2 separate regions of the Mus musculus genome follow, and region 2 is linked to region 1. A link is a contact called in ENCODE Hi-C or POLR2A ChIA-PET data. All regions are on one chromosome and are shown on one strand. Each heading gives the region's core, a stretch centred on a gene start or an enhancer-like site at or near the end of the contact. The rest is flanking DNA. Distances are from core to core; before and after follow the strand shown. Region 1 holds the start of 4930444M15Rik (RIKEN cDNA 4930444M15 gene). Region 2 has its middle 54 kb from the start of 1700108F19Rik.

What was found. A loop is a pair of places that touch in the nucleus more often than their neighbours do. ChIA-PET counts read pairs that join two places held with the same protein, here RNA polymerase II (POLR2A).
Region 2: a loop to region 1 is called in a map of mouse embryonic stem cell, with 2.0 times the contacts of the local background. The contact joins the enhancer-like site here to the promoter of 4930444M15Rik in region 1. A Hi-C loop is called at or near these places in 17 of 37 maps with a recorded cell type or tissue (Patski, gastrocnemius, heart and 3 more). POLR2A ChIA-PET finds 5 or more read pairs at or near these places in 5 of 5 experiments (Patski and embryonic stem cell).

What each region holds. Positions count from the first base shown.
Region 1 is chr14:76,516,765-76,523,669 of GRCm38, reverse strand. 4930444M15Rik (RIKEN cDNA 4930444M15 gene) reads left to right here and starts at 2,815. Exons shown (of 4, transcript NR_045660.1): 1 at 2,815-3,108; 2 at 3,505-3,816.
Region 2 is chr14:76,619,661-76,626,565 of GRCm38, reverse strand. No RefSeq gene overlaps it. Among named protein-coding and RNA genes, the nearest start is that of 1700108F19Rik, 54 kb to the left of the region's middle. Within about 2 kb of position 3,645, at least 3 of the 3 ENCODE cell types and tissues checked have a DNase peak (open chromatin) inside an H3K27ac peak, as active enhancers do; they include gastrocnemius, heart and left cerebral cortex, where a contact is called at or near this core.

The sequences.
Region 1 (6,905 bases), core at 1,566-4,065:
CTATGAAATCATTTTAACACTCTATAATGAGAAGTTAATTGAAAACTGAAATGGAGCAAAATTAAATTTAAAAAAACCACACTTTATCTCACATAGCAAAGATAAGCCCTTTCTCCTCAGCTTCTCAACCTGTGTGTGTGTGTGTGTGTGTGTGTGTGTGTGTGTGTGTGTGTGTGTGTGCTACATTGCAGTATGATGTATCTTACTGTGAGTCTTAGTCAAAATTTTTTGAAAGTTTTCTAGTTCATTTTTCATATAGTACTTACTATGCCTCATCTTTCATATCGTATTTTTAAAAATATATCCAGCCAATGCTTAATCATTCCCTAATTCCCTAATTTATGGAATGCCTGTGATATAGAAGGCACTGAGCTAGGTGCTGGGATGATAAAGTCGAATAAAAGCCAGTGTTCTGTGAGGAGACTGGCAGAAGCCAGTGGTTTACTCTGACTGTTTAATGTGAGGAGAGCAAAGGACAGGGTGGGAAAGCCTACAAACACAGAGTCACCCCTAGAATGTGACGAGCAGGAAAAGACTAGAGAGGACAAGTGAAGAAAGCCACATTCAGAGCCCAGCCTGTGTGGGAAGGCACACAACAGAGACTGTCACCAATACAGGTGTACTGGCTAGTTTTGTGTCAACTTGACACAGCTGGAGTTATCACAGAGAAAGGAGCTTCAGTTGAGGAAATGCCTCCATGAGATCCAACTGTAAGGCATTTTCTCAATTAGTGATCAAGGGGGAAAGGCCCCTTGTGGGTGGGACCATCTCTGGGCTGGTAGTCTTGGGTTCTATAAGAGAGCAGGCTGAGCAAGCCAGGTGAAGCAAGCCAGTAAAGAACATCCCTCTATGGCCTCTGCATCAGCTCCTGCTCCCTGACCTGCTTGAGTTCCAGTCCTGACTTCCTTGGTGATGAACAGCAGTATGGAAGTGTAAGCCGAATAAACCCTTTCCTCCCCAACTTGCTTCTTGGTCATGATGTTTGTGCAGGAATAGAAACCCTGACTAAGACAACAGGACACTAAGAAAATGTAAAGTTACAACTACTGTCTCCCATCTCTGGAAAAAAGCTCCACACATGGTTTAAGGGAAACTCAGAGCAGGATAGAGGAGCCTCTGGCTTGGATGTGTTTTACACTCTGAGCTACTTTGTGTTTGAGTCTTGTGTTACCTTTCTGTTACAAGACCTGGGATAACCACCTTGAAGAGAGAAGAGCTCTCTTTATGGCTCAGGGTTTTAGAGTTTCTATTGCATGATTGATTGGCACCTGTGCTTTGTGCCTGGGTTAAAGCAATACATGACTGAAGCAGGAAGCAGAGCTAATCTGCCCACCTGATGGTTAGGAGGCCGGAGGACTAGGTTCCTACGATCTCCTTCAAGGACATAGCTTCAATGACATAAGGACCTCCCAGTAGTCCCCAAAAGATCTCACCAGTCCCCGGTAGTTCACCCTGGGGGACAAAGCCTCAGAGTTGAAACTAGAGCTGGCATTTACTGTATATGGGTTAATATGGTCTCCTTCTGAGTGAGTTTGAATGTCTGTCCTAGCTCCCCATGTAGAGGAAAGTGTGGGTGTAGTAAGATGGAAATGAGAAAGGACTTGGCGGGGTGTGTGTCCTGCCGAGAGCCTAAGATACTTGCGGGAGGACAAATGTCACTAAGCTAGGCCATAACCATGGGCCTAGGTCAGATCATGAAAATCTTGAGCCAGGAGGTAACCATACAGATGTGTGTTAAGAATCACACCTGGGGGTGATACACATAAGATCTTCAGAAAGTTTGGCCCGAGAGTTCTGTGAACAAGGTTGGAAGGGTACAAGTCCCGGATGGAATAGAAGCTTGTGGGAGACACATGGGTATCAGAACTCAGCAAAGTGAATGAAGAAAGCGTGTAGAAGGAGCAACGGTTGGCTTGGGAGTGAATGTTTGGGACATGCAGAGGGTCTCATACTCCTTAGTCCCCCTGAAAGCATATACTCAGCTCCCCCACTTCTCTAGGAAGATAAAGAGGTACGCAATGGAACTCCATCTGAGCCAGCCCAAAGAAAGGCACCATGATACATTTTCGTGAACATAGCTGGGAGGCTCTAAGAATTTCCTAACCAAGCATTTTCCAATCCTGACTCATGTGCAGTTTAATTATCCCGCACCTTCCTGGAGATTAGTTCCAGGAACCCCTGCTCTAGTAGATAGCAGAGTCCATAGCTGCTTAAGTCTCTTACATAAAATGGCTTAGTGTTTTCTTATGATTCATTACATCTTCTCACATGTGCTAAAGGGTCTCTAGACCCTATCAAGCTTCACACAGTGCAAATACTATTCTGTTGTTGTACTTCATGGTTTATGGGATCATGACCCCCCCAAAAAATTATACATGTTCACCGTGGCTGCAATGCTTTGTCCAAATACATTCTGTTGTATTGGTTGATTGGGTCTGTGGGTAAGAACGCCATAGTTATGGAGTGGGGAGTTAAATGCACAGTTTTCTGTACTATAAATCTCTTTTCATGTAGGCTTGGGATTAGCCTTTAACAGACTTGGAGATGTAGCCACAAGGGAATAACTCTTTTTAGATGACCTCCAATTCAGAGTTTCATCATGAAGCATACCATGACTTCCTAAATCCCAGGTAATCCTGTGAATTCAAGGAGGTAGTTGTTGAAGATTCTGGAACAGATGATGGGAGGAGTTAAGAAGAAAACATGGTCCCACTGTTTCAAAGTACATTCCAAACTGGGAGTGGGGGAAGAGAGACTGGCGGTCACAATCACTGCCTGTGGAATGTTTGTGAGGGTTACCATGGCTTCCCGACATTCTGAAAGTGCTTAGCCTGAGAGGCCCCACATAATCTTCACAGTTCAGCGGTCTCTGAATTGTCACCATGTAACCTTCTTGCCTGTTATCTGTTTACTCTGGGGATGACTCATGACTAGTCACTAGCCCAGTAACTTTGTAACCTTTCCCCCGGAGAATGTGTCTGGATGTCACAGATCTGTGCCACCTTCAGCTTTCTCTTTTCAGGGCTCAACTTGCTTCCAACAATATCACTAGTTTTTATGAGTGTTATGTGAAGCCGCAATTAGACAACATCTCCTCATCTGCCCTAGGTAAATTGTCAGTAATTGACCTAGAGCTCACTGTTTTTCTCATCAGTGAATTCCCACCTTGTCTTCTACCTCGCCAGAGGTTTTCCCCAGGGAGCCCTGCCTTAGTAGCCGCCATTTTGGTTTCTCTTGGGTCACCATTTACTCAATCCAACACCTAGCTGCTACTGGGTGCTGTGTCCTCTATGAAGATGCATTGTGGGGGGGGGGGGTTCCAAGGGATGTGGCAACCTCCACTGAGAGAGAGAACCTTTCTGGTAATCAGCTGTGTGACTTTGAAGAGCCACCAGCTCCCTCTGAGCCTGCGCTAAGCTCTCTGTAATGTTGACTAGGGGGGGGGGGCAACAGATCTCCAGACAGCAAGCTCTCAGATCTAGTCCTCACACCCTGCCTCTTCAGCATGCAGGATGGGGTTCTGTCTTCTGCGTGGAGCATGATGGGTGAGAGGAAGCAGAGGCTGGAGAGATGGAGGACCCACAGTTTGAAAGGAGATGAACCCCACAGGACGCTTCCACAGAGTGATGCTGGCCAGCCCACCTTGGACCACAGGAAGCTCCCTAAGAAAAAGGTTGGGTGAATTGAGCAGAGAAACAGTTGTCTCAGCAGGGAAGAGCTCTCCTTCAGTTCTCCATGATCCAGAGAATGAGGATCTGTATGAGGGGCTTTGAGAGAGAAAGAGCCCGTGAGGATGAAGGCATCTGCTATAGTTAAGTAAGCCACTGACAAATTTTAAGCCAGAAAGGATGGCCTCAAGTGGGTTTTATTTTCTTCTTTCACTGGCCATTTGGAAGCCACTGGCCTAGCAGCCATTGTGGAACTGGGTATGTACGTAGGAGACTCATGTTCCCTTCTGTTCTCATTTTATCCCCTTCCCCAATGACCCGTGCTGTGCTCTGAATATCTCTTTATGCCCCAGTATATGTATTTGTGTATGTATAGTGTGTGTGTGTTATATAGCATAATAGATGCTACTTTAGCATATTTACTCTCATAGACCCTGAGATACACATTCAGAACCCTGTTTTGTGGAAGAAACCAAGGTTAACAGAAATCTACTAACTTGTCTTTTTAAAAAAGACATCTCATTCATTATGAGAAGTTGTTCAACTCCTCTCTTCCCCAACCTATTGTAAACATGAGGGTACCCACTAGCGCAGGTGTCCGTTGTAGTCACGGAGCTTGGGACCACCCATGAACTCTCAGAACCAGTTAGGAACAGAACCCAGGCCCCCAACTCCTGGACAGAGCACCTTTGTTCTGCCCTACCTCCAGCCCTGACTGTGTAGGCTCTGGGCCTGCTGCGGATGGAACCTTCTCTGCTGGCGTACAGACATCCCTTACAACCAGAGCCCTCATTGCTCTCTCAAGTCCAACCAAGTACTTGGAAACAGGCTTTCGTGCTAGATTTCCATCTAGCCAGAGAGTCAACATTACAGAGAGCTTAGTGCAGGCTCAGAGGGAGCTGGTGGCTCTTCAAAGTCACACAGCTGATTACCAGAAAGCTCCTCTCTCAGTGGAGGTTGCCACATCCCTTGGAAACCTACCCTGTGGTGCTTAGAGTGTGGCTCCGTTCATCTAAAAGTGCAGAGAGTACATTTCATTTGGCCTGCTTCTAAAACTAAGCTATTGACTGTATTTCAATAGAAGAGGTGAGAATTTATTTTTAAAAGATTTTGAACTACAGTCTTTAGTCATCAGTTGGCTCAGTAATAAACTGAGAGAACACTATTTTATTAATTTAAAGTTGTTGTTGTTGTTTAGAGACAGGGTCTCATGCAGCCCAGCCTGGCCTCAAACTTGCTGTGTAGCTGAGAGTGGCCTGAAACTTCTCATCTTCCTACTTCCACTTCCTTCCCAAAAGCTAGATTATAGTTGTGTTTTATGTGATGCTGGAGATCAAACCCTGGGCACCGAGTATGCTAGGCAAACACTCCACCAACTGGCTATACCCCAAGCCCCAGGAGAGAGAGAACACCCTTTCTTGCTCACGGTCCCAGCTGTCCCAGGCTTCTCCCTTCTCAGGCTGCCTATCCTGGGCCACTCCAGCCATCACAACCTTCAGCCGTGAAGAGTTCCAGGCAGCAGCTAACCGTCCTTGAGCTTCCTCATGCACCATCCGGTGTGACCTTCACCACAAGCATAAGCCATCTACCTTTTACAGTGGGAGAAACAGACGTGATGAAAGAAAACCAATTTCCCAGAGTTGTAGGAACTTGCACAAGAATGGCCCCTCTGCCTGCCTCTAGGTCTACAGTGGGTCCCTTTCACCATGACAACAGAATCCTTGAAGTTTGACCCTGACTCAGAATTGGTCTGACCTCCCTCCTGAGCTTCAAACCCCAATTCCAGTGTCCACTGGGCTCCCCCAGGGCTTTCCCAGAACCATCTCAATCCCAAGCCTCATCCTCCCCCTCCATGCTCAGCTTGCCTGGTAGAACACAGTCATCCTTGGCTCCCTTCTTTACCATCACATCCTACCTAGGCCCATTACCCCTCAAATCTCAGGGCTGCTCCTTCCTTCCAGACAGGCCACAACCTCACATAGCTAATCTCCCAGTTTTCTGTACTACACTGTCAGTCAGGTATAGCTTCCTACTGAAACCCTTGTCTTCACTCCACCTGGCCCACCTTATCAACACAGGACTTCTAAAGGTGAGTCTGAGCAAATGCTGTCTGTCTGTCTGTCTGTCTGTCCGTCTGTCAGCTCTTTTGGTGGCCCTCAGAGCCTGTTGCCTGCCCTGCTACTGGATTCCTGCGGTGATCAGTTTTGACCGCAGGACCCTGTTCCCAAACCCAGCAGTGCTATTTTACAGGGCTCTGCTCTTACACTCTTCCTTCTGCACAGACCTCTGCCCTCTCCCCAGCCCCTCAGTTTAGCTGCTGTGGCCTTCTTGGCTCCAGCTCTCCTCACTGCATTCCACTTACAGTTGTTTGCTTTCCTGTCTTCTTCCAGGCAGCAGAAATTGTCTGAGGGGTGGTCAGAGCTACACAGACTATAGAGTAGTTACATAAGAGGGGTGTGTGTGTGTGTCTGTATGTCTATGTGCCTGTGATGTGGTGTAGGCATGTGTGGAAAGAGAGAGAGAGAGAGAGAGAGAGAGAGAGAGAGAGAGAGAGAGAATGTGCATGTCTGTTCGTGTGTGTACATGTATATGTGTATGTAAATGAAGACACATTCTTATGTGTATGGAGGCTAGAGTTCAACTTCAGGTGTTGGTCCTCGGAAACTGTCTACCTTGCTTTTTGAGACAAGGTCTCTCCCAGTGACCTAGGCTCACTAATTCAGCTAGGCTGGCTGGCTGGCTGGCTGGCGGGCCTCTGGGGTGTCTCTGTCTCTGCCTCCCCAATGCTGGGGTTGTAAGTATGCATCACCACGCCCAGCTTGTGACATGGGTGCTGGGGCTTGAGTTCAGATCATCATGCTTGCTTGGACAAACCCCCAGCCCCCCAAAGAACGCTTTAGATACAGGTGAAGGTATGATAGTTAATCTCACGTGTCAACGGGACTGAGCTAGAAGATAGCCAGAGAACTGATGAACAGTTAGTCCTGGGCGTGTCGCTGAGTAGTTTCTGGAAAGAGCTCAGCATCTGGCTGATAAACCTGGTGGTACCATCCAGTCCACTGAGGGTCTCAACAGAACAAAGACATGGTGGAAACAAGGGACATATCCACCCTGTCCCAACCTGGGGCTTGTGGTTCCTGTGTCTGGGAACTCAGTGAGAATCACCAACTCTCCCTGTTCTCTAGATAGAAGATGGTGGAGAACTCTAGCATCCCTAATTGTGTGGCCAGTTTCCAT
Region 2 (6,905 bases), core at 2,396-4,895, 100 kb before region 1:
TGCTACAGAGCAGGGCTTCTCCCAGACTCTTGCCCGCAAAAGACCATGATTAAGTATTCACCATCACGCCCCTGCCCACGGTGGTACTGCTGTAGGCTGTGCAGAGAAGAGGGTTGGTGAGGATGCTTGTAGAACCTCATTATGATAAAAACAAAAAGACCAAGACAGAAACTGAAGCTCCACAAGTCAAGGATAAACCGGCAGCAAGAACAGCTTTCTTCCCTTGCCTAACATTTTCCCAACACAAGCTTTTTAGACTGCTCCAGCCCTCTGAAATTGCTACTATTTCAAATAAATGTTTTATTTAGCTCTGTGAATAAGGCTGCTTCAGCCAGAGAAGACAGAGCTTATATGAGCACATAAAATCACTCTGCGAATATAGTGCTTTCCCTTGAAGGCAATCACAGGCATTCTCTTTATTCCTGTGAACACATTGCGAAGGTGGCAGAATGGCAGAGAAAAAACGGGAACGCGCTAAGTTAGAAGTCACAGCAGTAGGTATACCCTGTGGCTATTAAGATAAAAAAATATAGATTTTTCTTCCCATCCTGGGAAACCTCTGCTTTAGGACCACAAGCTGTCTTAAGAAGGTTCTGGAACTGGTCTCCCATCACCCCTGTTGTGTTGTGGTGGATGTGCAGTCAGGGGTGGGGTGGGGGATGGGGGTGCCTCCGTGGGCCTGTGCTGAGGCATCCCTTCCCCCCTGAGATACCAGCCACACTAAGGATATAGTTTGGAAGAGTTTCGTGCCACGGGGAGGGGAGCTGAGGGAGCAGAGACAGAGATAGGCACAGAGGGGAGGAGAGGGGGAGGGGGAGGAGCTGGCCATGAGCACGTGGACAGAGGGGTGAGGGGAATGGAGAGACAGGGTAAGAAGGGAGAGGACAAAACTGGAGTAAGAAAGAAGAGAGCAAGGAGGGGGCAAGCAGCCCCTTTTATAGTGAATCAGGCACACTTGGCTGTTGCCAGGTAACTGTGGGGCGGGAGCCTAGACAAAATGCCAAAACCCCCATTTCTCACAAAGGAAACTTCCCACTGTTACCCTTCTTCCTCATTCCCTGGGTCCCTTGTTTTTAGCCTGGAGTCCGCAGACTTAGCCTGAGGAGTCCACAGTCTCAGAAAGCTCACTAGGGAGCCAGGGTCAGGACTGGAGATGGGCCTCTGGGTTAGGGGGTCTTTTTGCTGATTTTGTAGTTAGGCTCCTCCCTGAAGACACCTCCTACTACACTGGCTGTATTGCCCCACCAAGGTCCCATGTGGCCTCTTGTCCTCCCCAAGCCTTTCCTTCCAGGGGCTCTGGGTCTTTCAAACTGGCCTTGGGAATACTAGTCAATTTATACTTAAGTCTCTTTCTGTTTCCCAGGACCCATCTGTGCTGCCTTCGGAGCTGACAGCACAAGGTCACTGATAGCAAGGATCAAGGTCGAAGAGCTGGGAGCGTAGGGTGTGTGCTCCCAGGCCAGATAAACAGACTGAAGACAGACACAGAAACAAAGGCAGGGAAGCAAAAAAGAATTGCGGAGCCGGAGGGGGTTCCTTCACAAAGACCTTATTTTGTCTGGGGTTGTTTGTGTCTAAGAATCTCAAAAATGTGTTTGTTTTCAATTCCCAGGAGGACAGTTGTTTGACTTTGGGGTCTTTTTTTCCAAGTAAACTTTTCTGAGAGGTGATCCTGGCTCCACCCAAACCAGATCCATACAGTAAGTACGCCCCAAACAAGAACAGCTGGGCTGGGCAGGGGTGACATGGCCAAGAGCATTGTCAGCGGGAACATGTGTCTCTGCTAACCTCTAATGGATGCTGGACTGGGCAGGACCCAGCTTTGTTTGGTAGAGAGGCCTCAGAACCCAGCAAAGTTGCCTGAGCACCAGAGATCACAACAGGTATCCCTCCAGGCTACCTCTGAGCTTCTCATTCAGATGGGAAGTCCTGGGGTGGAGAATTTCTATCAGGGGCCCACAGAGCCACTCTGGGAACCTCTGAAGCAATCAGTAGTAGTAGCCTACACGGGACATGCAAAATAAAAATAAGCCAGTTGCGAGGAATTGCGAGACCAGAGCTGGGGAGATGGCTCAGTGGGCAAAGCCCTTGGCAAATGTGAGACTGAACTCAGACCTTAAAAGTACATGTAAAGCCGTGCATGAGTGGTAAAGCCGCACATGCGTGTAACCGCAGTGTTCCTGTGGCGAGAGGGGTGAAGAAGGCAGGATGATTCCCAGAAGTTCACGGGCCTGTTAGCCTGCATCAAAAGACCCCATTTCGAGCAAGGTAAAACGCAAGAACCAACACACCTGAGGTTGTCCTCTAACCTCCATCCAGCAGTGCCATGCACCCAAAAGTATACACACACACACACACACACACACACACACACACACACACACACACACACACACACACGAGAGGGTGGGAGACACTACCCCATTGTATGATGGGAGAGGAGAAACAGGCTTTCTCGCCTTAATTCCATCCCAGCTTCTATAGACGGTGTCGGGGTACCCATTCAGGAAGCCATTCAGCCTGACCACGTGTTCAGTTGCTCTGAGCACGGGGCATTTCGTGGCTGGGAAAACCAAAGCAAAATCACCGAGAGAGAGACCCAGGCTCTCGTGGGCTTACAGAAGGTGAAGTCTAGGGCCCTGGCCCTAACCTCTTTAGAACTAGGGAATTCTGCTCCTGCGCAGTAAAAGAGATCACGTGGTCTCCTTCCTCCTCTGCTTGCGACATGGGTGTTAAGAGAGTCTAGCTGCCACCCTGCAAAAAGGTGTGAGTGTTACGACATCTGGCACAGTAGAAAACATTCTTTTAAGGTGACTGTCTGCCTTGGCCACTTGAGGCAAAGAGGTAGAGGCCAGTAGTCTAGAAACTTCTAGACCCTCTTGCCCACATGGTAAACTGCTGAGCGAACCCTGATAAATTAGAGCTGTCAGCCAAAGAAATAGAATATAAAGGACGGCCTGAAGAGAAGGGGGAGGGGAAGGAGACTGTCGGTAGAGACCTTTGCTGGGGCCCACTGGTACTTGGGAGGCAGTTAGCAGAAGGAGCTGGGTTGGGGTGGGGGTGGGGATGGGAGAAGTGTTTGCCCCTCAATCGTTATTCAGAGACTCCTAAAGTCACAAAACCAGCAGAAAATGTCTCTGAAGATTTTCTCACCCACACACTAGACAACCCCTCTCTCCCTTCACTGCACCCCAGCAGTTTTCTTTAAGAAGCCTTCTATTGTGTTTTTATCAGAAGGAAAGCAACTAAAGGGTAAGTGCTCGCCTAAGGAAAATCCACAGTAGGAGAGAGTCTCCCAGGCTTGCCCCACCCGCAGCTATCCTGGCTGGATCCCTGATTCTGTCAGTTCACAGGCTCTGACATAAAAGGCAGGAAGTTAACACACTCTACACAAAGCTCCTTAGATGTCAGGAAATTAACCTGGGAAATCAGAGCCAACAGCCATTAAAGGCACTGCAGTCTGAGTTCAGAAATCAGTATGGCGTTAGATCAAAAGCTGTTTGTCGGGTATCCCAGGCTGGGCTCTGCCCAACTGCACACCCCCTAAAACGCCAGGCAACAGGGCTGCATGCCCGTGTGATGGGCGCTTTCCTGTTGCAGGGCTTAATTCTCTATCGGTTCTATAACTTTTAACCCTCTTTGCCTTAGAGGTCTGAATGCCTGCCCTTGGCAAATCTGGCCCCAGAAGAGCAGCTGGCCGGCCAGCTACTTCCTTATAAGGGAAGACAGCCAGGGGGGGGTCCAGTAAGGGGCCCCAGAAGAAACAAAGAAAAGCCTTATAAGGAGAAAGAGGGGAGGCAGCCTGAGGAGTCCAACCTTCCCAGCTAAGAAAACAAATGGCCTTGTGGAGGACAGAAGGTCAGCCCGGAGCAAACCGCAAGGCTGTGAGAATCATTATTTATGCACACAGCGATAATAACATAGCTCTGAGTCTCTGCTCTCTTATCTTTGCAATGGAGGGGTTGGGTTAGAGTAAGTGCCATGCCATCCTGCGATGTGTGAACAACTCTAACATTTACATCCACCTAAATGGTCTTGGGCTTTTCTACACCACCTCCCTTCACCTCTAGCCCATAGGATGCATGACATATAGACCCATTCTATAGAAGAGAAAAATGGAGGCACTGTAAGGGGAAAGGCGTTTGCCCAGTGTCACTTGCCAAACCCTCATTTTACTCACTCCTGGCTCCAGAGAGGGTGATAGCGACATAATACCATGTCCCTTATAAGTGCACCTTCAAACATTTGCAAGAATAAGCTCTCCATGGTACAATCTCTGGCCTTTTAGAATCAAAAGATGCAAAGGTCAGAGGGGACCCAGTTCAGGTTATGGGTCTGTCGATAAACAGCACAGGAAATGCAAACGTCGTCGCAGCGGTCTTTGGCGCTCCAAGTCCTCTTCCTAGGTGGGCAGAGGGACGGTGAGTTGCTTTAGCTAGGAGGATGCAGGCTGGCTTGTTGACATAGCTCCAGCCATCTGAGAGGAAAGAGCCTCAATAAAGAAAATGCCTCCAACAAGATCAGGCTGCAGGCAAGCCTTTGTAGGGCATTTTCTTAATTAGTGATTGAATGTGGGAGGGCCCAGCCCATTGTGGGTGGTGCCATCCCTGGACTGGTGGTCTTGGGTTCTATAAGAAAGCAGGCTGAGCAAGGAAGGCATGGAGAATAAGTCAGTAAGCAGCCCCCCTCCATGGCCTCTAAGTCAGCTCCTGCATCCAGGTTCCTGCCTGGATTGACTTCCTTCAGTGGTGACCAGTGCTGTGGAAGTGTAAGCCCAAGGACCCCTTCCCGCGAGGACTTGACTTTTGGCCATGGTGTTCTCATGGCAGCAATAGAAATCTTAACTAAGGCAAGGAGAGAGAATGGAACCCTGCTCCTTCCCTGCCTGAGTGTGGGTCCTGTGCTATGGGCCAGAGGGTCTCCACCCAGCACTGACTCAACTACAGTCACTTTGTCGGACCAAATCAGAGCAGCTTCTCCCACAGGTTGGGTTGAAACCTGGAAAATACCACAAGCCATACAACTACTGCATCTATAATTGTTCCCAGGAGAGAGAGAGAGAGAGAGAGAGAGAGAGAGAGAGAGAGAGAGAGAGAGAATATCAGTCAACAGAGAAGGCGGGGCTACAAGAAACTTGCGCATGCAATTATAGAGACCACAAGTCCTAGGCGTCACAGGCAGGATGCTGGAAGCCCAGGAGGACTGATGATAGAGTAGTGTCTGTAATTTACAGGGCTGTCAGGCTCTACAAGGAGGAGGACCAGCCTTTTTGTTATATTCAGGGTTTCAATTGATTGAGACAATATATCAGCAGGGATAAACACCCAAACACACACACACACACACACACACACACACACACACATTTCTGCTTTACTCAGTTGTGTTGGCTTTCCATTGCTAAGACGAGCACCTGTGGAAATTAACTTAAAAGAAGGTTTATTCTGTGTCATGGGTTTATAGTCAACAGTCACTTAGTCCTTCTGTGAGAGACCTGTGGTGGCAGGATATGGCATGGCAGAAGCCCGTGGCAAAGGAAGCCTGTTCAGCCCGTAGCAGCTGAAAAGCAAAGAAAGGGACTAGAAGAATCCGAGTTTCCCTTATCCTCTCCCAAGGACATTCCGCCAACGACTTAACTTTCTCTGGCTATGTCTTACCTATTGAGAGTCCAGCACTACCTCTAAGAAGCTTTAACACAGTAGCTCTTGGGAGACAGTCCGATTCTAAACTGTAGCCCTGATATGAAAACAGCCCAAAGAAACACCCCGAACAGCGTCGGTTATCAGTTTGGGCAGCCCTGGTTCAATCAAGTTGATACATAAAATGAGTGGTGACGGTCACGTAGAGAAGGGTCAAGTCAGCACAGGGACACGCCAGAATCAGAGGAGGCTGAAAGTGTCAGAGGCTGCCACCAAAGGCAACATCAAGAGAAAAGCCTAGACCATTCTCCGTGAGAGAGAGAGAAGAGGGATGGGACAGATAATTTCTGGAGCCTTTCCAGGTCCCCAAGACACCGTGCATCTTCCCAGCCCTGTCCCTAATGAAGTTCTGTGCGTGGAACTCTTTCTAACTAAGCTAGCCTGGATTAGAGCAAGGGCATCATGAATCTCCACAAATTATCAGGTAACCCCATTCTTAAAGTTTAGAAGCAGCTGTGTCCCACAGGACGAATCATCCTGGCTGTCGGGCCATCACACTGCACAACACTTGATCCTCTTCCTAGGTAACTTACTGCTATGGCGTCGACTACTTGTATGCCTGCAAACAACCAGCACAACTGAAATAAGGTGTGAGTACTAGGGACTGAAAATGGTTTGGGTTTTGTTTTGAGACAAGGTCTTAGATATACCAGGCTGGTTTCCAACTCTTCTGATCCTCCTGCCTCTGTCTTCAGGGTGCTGGCATGATACCTGAGCACCACCACTCCCTGCTCACGGGATGCTAGGGATCAAGCCCAGGGCTCTATGCGCAACAGGCAGGCCCTCTGCCAACTGAGCTGCATCCCCAGCCCTGAATAAGCCATTTCAATCTGTCAGGATAAGGAGCAAAAAAGGAGCCACTCAGACAGCGAGGGGTCACACCCACCTGCCCAGCACCTACACCACTGTCCAGGTTTGCTCTCTTAATTGTTTCTCTCCATGTTTTCTAGAAGAAATCAAATCTTAATTGACGTCATCTTTTTAAATAGAAATTTCTGTCTCTTCTACATTAGCTCTTCGGAGGACAAGGCTCTATGACATATACAAGTATATGTGTGGCCTGCCCAGGACACAGTATCTGGTGTGTTGTAGATATACAATGTATTTTTTTTCCATTTTTTATTAGGTATTTAGCTCATTTACATTTCCAATGCTATACCAAAAGTTCCCCATATCCACCCACCCCCACTCCCCTGCCCACCCACT